2 separate regions of the Homo sapiens genome follow, and region 1 is linked to region 2. The links are chromatin contacts, found by Hi-C or POLR2A ChIA-PET in ENCODE. All regions are on one chromosome and are shown on one strand. Each heading gives the region's core, a stretch centred on a gene start or an enhancer-like site at or near the end of the contact. The rest is flanking DNA. Distances are from core to core; before and after follow the strand shown. Region 1 has its middle 77 kb from the start of NECTIN1-DT. Region 2 holds the start of NECTIN1-DT (NECTIN1 divergent transcript).

What was found. Hi-C counts contacts between places; a loop is a spot of excess contacts on that map. ChIA-PET counts read pairs that join two places held with the same protein, here RNA polymerase II (POLR2A). Pooled maps may share reads with other maps.
Region 1: a pooled map of heart left ventricle shows a loop between it and region 2 (3-fold over the local background). The contact joins the enhancer-like site here to the promoter of NECTIN1-DT in region 2. A Hi-C loop is called at or near these places in 3 of 50 pooled maps. POLR2A ChIA-PET finds 5 or more read pairs at or near these places in 2 of 52 experiments (AG04449 and H1).

The regions. Positions count from the first base shown.
Region 1 is chr11:119,804,534-119,808,163 of GRCh38, forward strand. No RefSeq gene overlaps it. Among named protein-coding and RNA genes, the nearest start is that of NECTIN1-DT, 77 kb to the left of the region's middle. Within about 2 kb of position 2,175, at least 4 of the 41 ENCODE cell types and tissues checked have a DNase peak (open chromatin) inside an H3K27ac peak, as active enhancers do.
Region 2 is chr11:119,727,307-119,731,403 of GRCh38, forward strand. It overlaps NECTIN1-DT (NECTIN1 divergent transcript), which reads left to right and starts at 2,277. Exons shown (of 4, transcript NR_120587.1): 1 at 2,277-2,500. NECTIN1 (nectin cell adhesion molecule 1) reads right to left here and starts at 1,894. Exons shown (of 6, transcript NM_002855.5): 1 at 1,169-1,894. The coding sequence starts at 1,247. RefSeq lists enhancers at 1-418, 1,218-2,079, 2,080-2,940 and silencers at 1,490-1,809, 1,870-2,279.

The DNA.
Region 1 (3,630 bases), core at 925-3,424, 77 kb after region 2:
TCTAAGGGCAGAAAATGTGATGTTTCCTAATGGCCTGCAAAGACACAGCCAGGCAGTGGGGACTGGGCTCTAGCTCTGGCTGCTGACTCCAACCTCTTGATAGCAACCCACCAAACCCCATGGCCTCTTCACGTGGAAATATAGGAGTAAGAGACTGGAAGGATATGGGGAGACTTTGGGAGAGGTCAGGAGATCAGGAGTACCCTTGAATCGGGACTCCAGGAACCAGACTTCATCTTCTTTTGCCATCTGTCATCCGGTTCTTGCACACCAATTCCAGGTGTCCATGGAGGCCTGTGTGGTGCTGAGGTCAGGACTCAGGGGTAAGGGAAGTGTGGCCACAGAGCCAGGCTAGACAGGGAGGTGTGTCAGCGGCTCTCATGGGCTGCCCGGCTCAAAACAGCTCCTCACTCGGCAGTAAAGGCCACTCCTGGCCAACCTCCTTTACTTCTCTCCCCACTTACCTAGACTGTCATAGCCAGGAGAGGCCCCTTAGAGAACTTACAGGTAAGATTGCTTAAGCCCAGAGAGGGGAAGGGACCAGCTCAATGTCACACAGCAAGTGGATCCCAGGACCCTGACTCCAGGGCCATTACTCTTTATAGTAGACTTGTGGTTTGCAAACTGGGTTTCTGGGGGCCCCAAGGCTCTAGGGATGCCGTACGTGGGAGGGTAATCGGGGCTTGAGTGATTAGGGCTTTGTTCCCTCCACCGCATCTCCATCAGCCAGAGCTGCTCTCTCCTCTTCAATCAGTATTTCACTTCCAGGGAAAATGTAGGAAAAACAGAATTGTGTTGCAGAAAAACAGTGGGAAAATGGCTGTGTTGTACCCTACCACATCCCCCCGATTGACACCCAGTGCCGTCTCTGGAGCTCCCAACCTTACCTGACTCGGCCCTTCCCCCATCAACTGTCCCTGGCAGCCTGTCCTCCTCTGCTTTGAATGGTTCTGAGCTCTTCTTCCAGGCCACATTTCTGTCTATGCCTCTGTCTAAAATCAAAGTCAACCTTCTAACTAACCAACGCTAATGACTAATCTCTGCTGAAGAGCTCGCAGGCGAAGGCCTTCTTAGGTATCGATTGTCTTTTAACAGTGACCTTCTGGAGATAGTGCCTACATTTGTTTTAAAGGCCTGGGGGAAGCCAGCTGGGGAGATACTTCTGGACAAGAGGACTTTTGGGGTTTCTTCCCCCTACACTGTGAACCCCAATGCCTGCTGCCGTCACTGAGCCTCGGTGCCGTGAGGAGAGGGGTAGGGTGGTGGGTAGGATAGTGAGAGGGGCCCAGGCCTCGGGGCCCACTGCCTGGCTTCTCAGCCTGGCTCACTCTGATCTTCAGCAAGTGCTATGCCTTAATTCTCTACTTGGAAATGGGCCTGATTATAGCACCGCATCCACCTTCTAGGGTGGGCTTGAGGATCAATGATGTCATTCATGCGAAGTGCAGAGAACAACGCTCAGCAGATTTCGTGCCCAGCTGTGTTGGCTGTGATTGGTGGGGTGGGAGCAGAGGCAGGTGATTGACTCTCAGCATCCCCCCATTTCACAGATGGAGGAAAGGAGGCTCAGAGCAGGTCTGTAAACATTCCCTGGGGCCAACCCTCCAATCGCCACCGGGTCCCACCTCTCTGAGCCATCTCTAAAGGTGCCACAGGGCTGCCTGAGTCCAGCCTGTTCCAATGTCGGACTCACACCCAGGCTTCCCTGCAGAAAGCATCCGCTGTCTCCCCAGGTGTGCCCACTCTTCCTAGGCAGATGACACCCTCCCCAGTTCCCTCTCCTGTCTCTTCTCTAAGCCCTCTTCTTCTGGAACTTTGTTGCTGAGACGCTGCATCCCTCCATCTGTTCCGTTCCTCCTCATTTTGGCTAGAGGGCCTGACCTAGTTTAGGGGTGGCTGGTTAGGGAAGGCTGTGTGTGTGTGTGCACACTCATGCTTATGTGAAAGTGGCAGTGCACAGACAGGAGCAGGAGTGTGTGTAGATGTGTGTGTGTGTGTAAGTGTGTGTGCACATGGATGCCTTTCTGGGAGTGTGTATAACAGGGAACACATAGTGGGCTGTAAACAGTACCAGACCTGGAGGCAGAGCTGGGGCATCTTTGCCAGGCTCTGCTGATTACTAGCCATGTGCCTTTAAACTAGCACAGAATCTGGCAGGACTAGGCGCTCAGTGAGTGCCTCCTGCAGAGCCAAATGTGCTCCCAGTGTGGGCTCATGAGTGCAGTGTCCTGGGCAGGCCAGGGCGGGGCTCTTTTCTCCTCCCAGGGCAAAGTGTCCTTGTCAGCCTGGCTGTCTGCATGGGCTGCTCTCTGTGACAGTGGGAGTGGGCACCTGAAGCTTTCCTGACCAGTGCCCAGTGTGTGGACTTGTCCTGGACATGGAAGTGCCCTTCTGCCTGCCTCTGGTACCCTCTGTGGGAGCCACGGTGGAAATGGCTCAGGCCTCGGGCTCTTACGGGGCTGGAGACTTCCAAAGCCCCACACTGAGCAGCTGGGGGAGCCTGAAGTTGCCTAACTTCTCTGGGCCTTACCCTCCTCTCTAGCAAAAGGAGGCTCATGCTCTCTGTCATGATGGTCTCTTGAGGTTTTTAAGAGGATGCAATATAAAGAAAAAGGCCTTAATAAGTGGGGACTGTTCATTCATGTGATCTGTCATAGACCTGATGTGCTGCTTCCATGAGATGATGCATGTCAGCTCCTTGCACAGCGCATGACATGCAGCAGGAGCACCACAAAAGCAACAGCTTCTAGTAACTACATGGCCAGCTCTCCTCCTGGGGAGGGGGGCGCCACCCACCATGCGGCTGAACTTGGCTGACTGCTCTGTAGCCCATTAGCCATGCCCAGGAGCTATCTGGGGTGTTTTGTCTTCTAGGGTCCCTTCGTCCCAAGCAAATCGGACCCTGATTAACTTCCCATCAGGAGTGAGGTCAGCCTGTCTTTGGGACAAACTTGTCCCCAGTACTGTCTGGGGCATTGGTGGGGCTGGGCACCTGGGCTGGGGGAGGAACCATGTGGCATTTGGCTTTGGGGGATTAAAGTCAGCCTTTGGCCTTCACCTGCCACCTGGTGTGACAGAGGAAACTGGGTTTTGGAGGCCAAGGGGCTTGGTGGGAAGCACGTGCTGCTGTTGGCTCCTGGCTGGGGGTGCTGGTCTGGAAGGGAAGAGCAGCTTGGCCTCAGGAAGCCTTGTCTTTTTTCCATCCTAGAGTGGGGAGCTGGAGCCCGAGGTTGCGGGAGTCTGTGAGTCAGGAGACCTGAACTCCATCACTGACACACACCGGTGTCCACAGGCAAGGATGAGGTTAACTGGGCACCAGTTTCCCCACCTGTGGAAGGGGGTGAGCCCCAGCATTCTTGTTAGGCTCCTCAAGGGCTGAGAAGATATCAGGCACAGCAGACTCCTCTCCAAATGGCAGGTGCAACGGCCCTGGTCATCCTCTGGGCAGTGTTCCAGTCTCTTGCCTTGACATCCATATCCCCTGTGGTGCCTTCCACCCTCCTTCCCTTGTCCCATCCTGATGAGGGTCCTGGGCCACCAGCCTGTGGCAGGGAGTGGCAATAGGTGCAGACCCTCTCGGCACTCCCTGTGGCCACTGCCAGCCCTCCCCAGATAACCCATTTCTGCTCC
Region 2 (4,097 bases), core at 1,027-3,526:
CCCACGAGGAGATGGTCTCTGTACACTGACCCCCTATTCTGCCACCCCAAGGCGGGGACCACGTGCTCCAGTCAAGATCCGCCCCCCTCCCCAAAATCCCATCTTGCTAGAGCTGCAGGTCGTCTCTGGTTTCTACCCAGAGAGCTGGAGGAACTCCCCACACCCCTTGACCCACGCTTGGTGTCCAGTCAGCCGGCGAGCTCGGCAGCTTCCCCAGGGACACAAAGGGTTAAATCCAGGCGAGGGGACTCGGTCGGATTTGCCTCCTAAACGCATTTTCCAGTTCATTCCCCAGCACAATATGCCTGGGCTGGTCCCAGCCTCCGTCCCCACCCCACCCGTCAGAATGGGCCACCAGGGCCACCCCGGGGTCGGGCGCGAGGTTAACCCCTCGGCTGCCGGCAGCCCGCACCTCGAGGAAGGACACGCGGGGCACCCTCGGGAAAGTGGGTCATGCAGCTACTTGGATGGCAGGAAGCCCGCGGTGTCTCCTCCAGGGAGAGCCCCCAGAGCTGGGAGCAGAGTTCCGAGGGGGAGCCCGGTCCCGCGCCAGGCCGGGAGGAGGCTGCCCCGGCCTCACCCTCCAGGAAAGGAACCGCAGGTGAGCGAGGAGCCGCCTCTGCCGCAGCAGCCGACTCTCCGCGCCCGCTGTGGGGCGGTGTGGGGCGGGAGGGGGCCCGAGCGTCCTGAGCCGTCTGGCAAAGGGGCCGCCGAAAGAGACGAAGCCCCCCCGCCATACTCCAAACCCGCAGCTCCGAGACTGACGCCCTCCCCCTGGGGCTGTTGTCTCCCACCCCAAGACGGTGATTACGGTGATTATTTTGCATTTATGTAACACGCAGTGTTTCCAAACTGCTTCCCGAGCAGAGAGCTGGTTATTAAATAAACAGAACGCTATTACATATTATTATTTTTTGTAAAGAACTGAGCGGAGAAAGTGCTTTCATGCTACATAGAGACGTGCATCTGACTGCTTCCCTGCAGGGCAGGCGGTTCGGCTTCTCAACCTCTTTCTCCGCCGTGCCACCTCCCACCCCCTTTACCCAAGCCGTGACCCAACTTTTCTGGCTCCTTTCACTCCCCACAATCCAGTCGTGCCCGCCATCCGGCTCCCAGCCCCGGGGAGGCATTGGATGGGGGTGGGGACAGCAGAGGTGAGCGCTCTTACCTGGGAGGAAGAATGCGGTCAAGCCGAGAGCGAGTCCCCACCAGCGTCCAGCGGCGCCCGCAAGCCCCATCCGAGCCATCGGGGGCCGGGGGTCCGGCGAGAGGGGCGGCGAGGGCAGCGCTCCTCGCGCAGCAGAAACCAGCCCGGAAGATGAGGGAAGATCGCTGGCGGTCGGCGGGCGCTCGAAGGATCCAGGTCAGCTGCAGCCGTCGGCCGGGGCGGGGTGGGCTGGGTGGGATCCGCGCGGCCGCAGTCCGGGCCCCGGGCCGCCGCCGGCTCAGAGGCTCGGCAGATGCCCGCCGCAAGTTGCACGAGTCATGCCCCTTCGCCTCCTCCGCTCTCCTCCCGGCGCCGGTCCCCGCCCTCTTCTTCCACGCAGAGCGGGGCTGGGGAGAGGGACCCACCCCCGGCGCGCCCGGCTGCCCGGTTGCGCGGCGCGGGCTCCTGGCCCCGGCCCGCTCACACCCTCCCGCTCGGCTCCAACTTGCAGGCGTCCATGGCCGGCCGTCCTCCGAGGGTGGCGGGACGCACCCGGGCGGCGCAGAAGGCTCGGGGCCCAGGCGGCGGGCGCGGGGCTCGGCGGTCGGCGGCCCGGGTGGCTCTGGCTGCGCGGCCGGGCGCGAGGAGAACGGGTCGGAGGCGCCGCGCGTCCCAGCCGCCGCCGCTCTGCCGGGTGCCGGCGATCCGCAACAATGTGGAGCCGCGCTCGCTGCTCTCGCTCTCTTTCTCTCACTCGCCGAGCTCCAGCCTCTCACCCGCTCGCCCGTGATGTCAGCCAGAGGGGAGGGGTTAGCGTTAACCCCCTCCTGGCCTCGATGCGCGCCCGCCGGGGCCCGGTCGGAGCCCGAGCGCACGCGCCTTCCCGACCGAAGCAGAGGCGGATCGCGAGCGCGGGCTGCGGGGTCCGGCTCAGGACCCTCGCTCGGGAGCTACCCCTCGGCCGCCTTCCAGCTGGGGAGCCGGCTGGAGCGCGGGCTGCCCTCCTCCTCCGCTGACAAAGGCAGGCAGTGACCCCTAGCGGCCGGCGGCGCCGAGGCGCGGCGGGTGGGGGTGGAGTTAGGACCGGGCCGGGGGCGGCGGTGGAGGAGAGGGCGGGATGGAGAATCCCGGCTAGCAGCGTGGGAGCTGGCAGGGCTTCTGCAAGCCCTCTGCTCCCACCCTGGCCCCATTTCACAGACGAGGAAACAAAGGCCCAAAGAAGAGTTCCGCCCGGGACGGAACGTGGCATAGCTCGCAACAGAACCCAGTCTCCGGAGATCCCTCTCCTCTGCACCACTTGGACGTTCCACGGAGAGGCAGCGGTGCGCGGGGCGACGGGGAGCTGCCAGAGAAGTCAGTGGTGGGCATGAGTGGGTGAGACGGGCCCACTGAGGTTTCTGGTAGAGTTTCTTTTCTAATCCCTGCTCCCTTCGGGGGTTCCTTTTCCAAAAATTGAAGCACCCCGCGCCCCGCCCTTGCCCAAACATAGCCTGAAAACGAGCTCTCCTCCAGTTTCCAGGACCTTAGTTTTGAGAGATTTGTGGGATTCCCGCGAAAGTGGATCGTCCAGTCAGTGTCCCTGGCAGGGCAGGGACTCTCCGCCCCATCCCGTTCACCACCCACTACATCCGGGTGTGGTAGGATTTCTGCCAAGGCGACTGCGCCCTCCGGGCCTTCCCTCTTCCCCTTACTCTGGTCCTCCTATCCCCATCCCCTCCCCCTGGGGGAGGAAGACAGACAGAGTTTCCCACTAAGGAGAGCCGAATTCTCCCCAGACCCTGGCCGGACACTGCTCCCTCTACCCTTTGCCCAGCCCTCTAGGCGGGCAGGAGCAGAGGGGAAGTGGCTGTTTCTGATAACACGTAAATTCTGGTTCCTCACTGGAGAAGGGGCAAAGACAGCGCCATATTCCCACTGTCTGGAATCCGGCCCTGGAGTGTCTCGGTTTCTCGCGGAAGTAGTCAGATCTGGCATTGTCATGAACACTCACCCACTCACTGTATGGTCTTTTACATTTAACAAATGTAACCTGGGCTTTCTTTGTGTCAAAACACAGTGCCTGGCTTGGGGATACAGAGACATCATCATTGTCCTGAAGGAACTCAATCTAGTTGAAGGGTGGGGGAAGACAGACATAGAAACGGATGTCGTAAACAAATATTTAATATGGGATTGTGTGGGTTTGGTGGGTCACAGAAAAAGTGCCCAGTTTAGCCCGGGGTGGGGTTGGTGTAAAGGCTTCAGGGAAGCGAACACAGGGTCTCGGTGAGTCATCTATCAGACCAAGGTAAGTGCTGGAGGGCAGAGACATAAAAGAGACTGGATTTAAGGTAGAGGGTCAGCACGAGCAAAGGAATGAAGGTAAGCAATAGTCAGGTGAGTAGGGGGCCCACAAAGGGTTGACTGGTTTAGCCTGAGCCTAAGACTTGAGGAAAGGAGAGGTCTGCAGATTCGTGAATCATGCCCGGTAGCTGCTAGGAGGGTTTTAAACTGGGGAACACGCTATCAGATTTAGTTTGTGGCAGCTGGGAATCTCCCATCTGGCTGCTGAGTGCTTTAAGGGCCAGGGTTGAATTGAATTCATTGTGATGGCCTTTAGCTCTGTGCCAGGCACACTGCAGGAGCTGAAGGCATGGTTTGAAGGGGCAATCCCAGATGTACCAATGTCTTCTTGTTCCCTGCTCTTACCCTCCCATCCTCTCCATCTTTATTTTATTTTATTTTATTTTATTTTATTTATTTTATTTTATTTTATTTTATTTTAATTTAATTTAATTTTATTTTATTTTATTTCATTGAGACAGAGTCTTGCTCTGTTGCCCAGGCTGGAGTGCAGTGGCGCCATCTCACCTCACTGCAACCTCTGTCTCCCAGGTTCAAGTGTTTCTCCTGTCTCAGCCTCCCGAGTAGCTGGAATTACAGGTGTGTGCCACCACGCCCGGCTAATTTT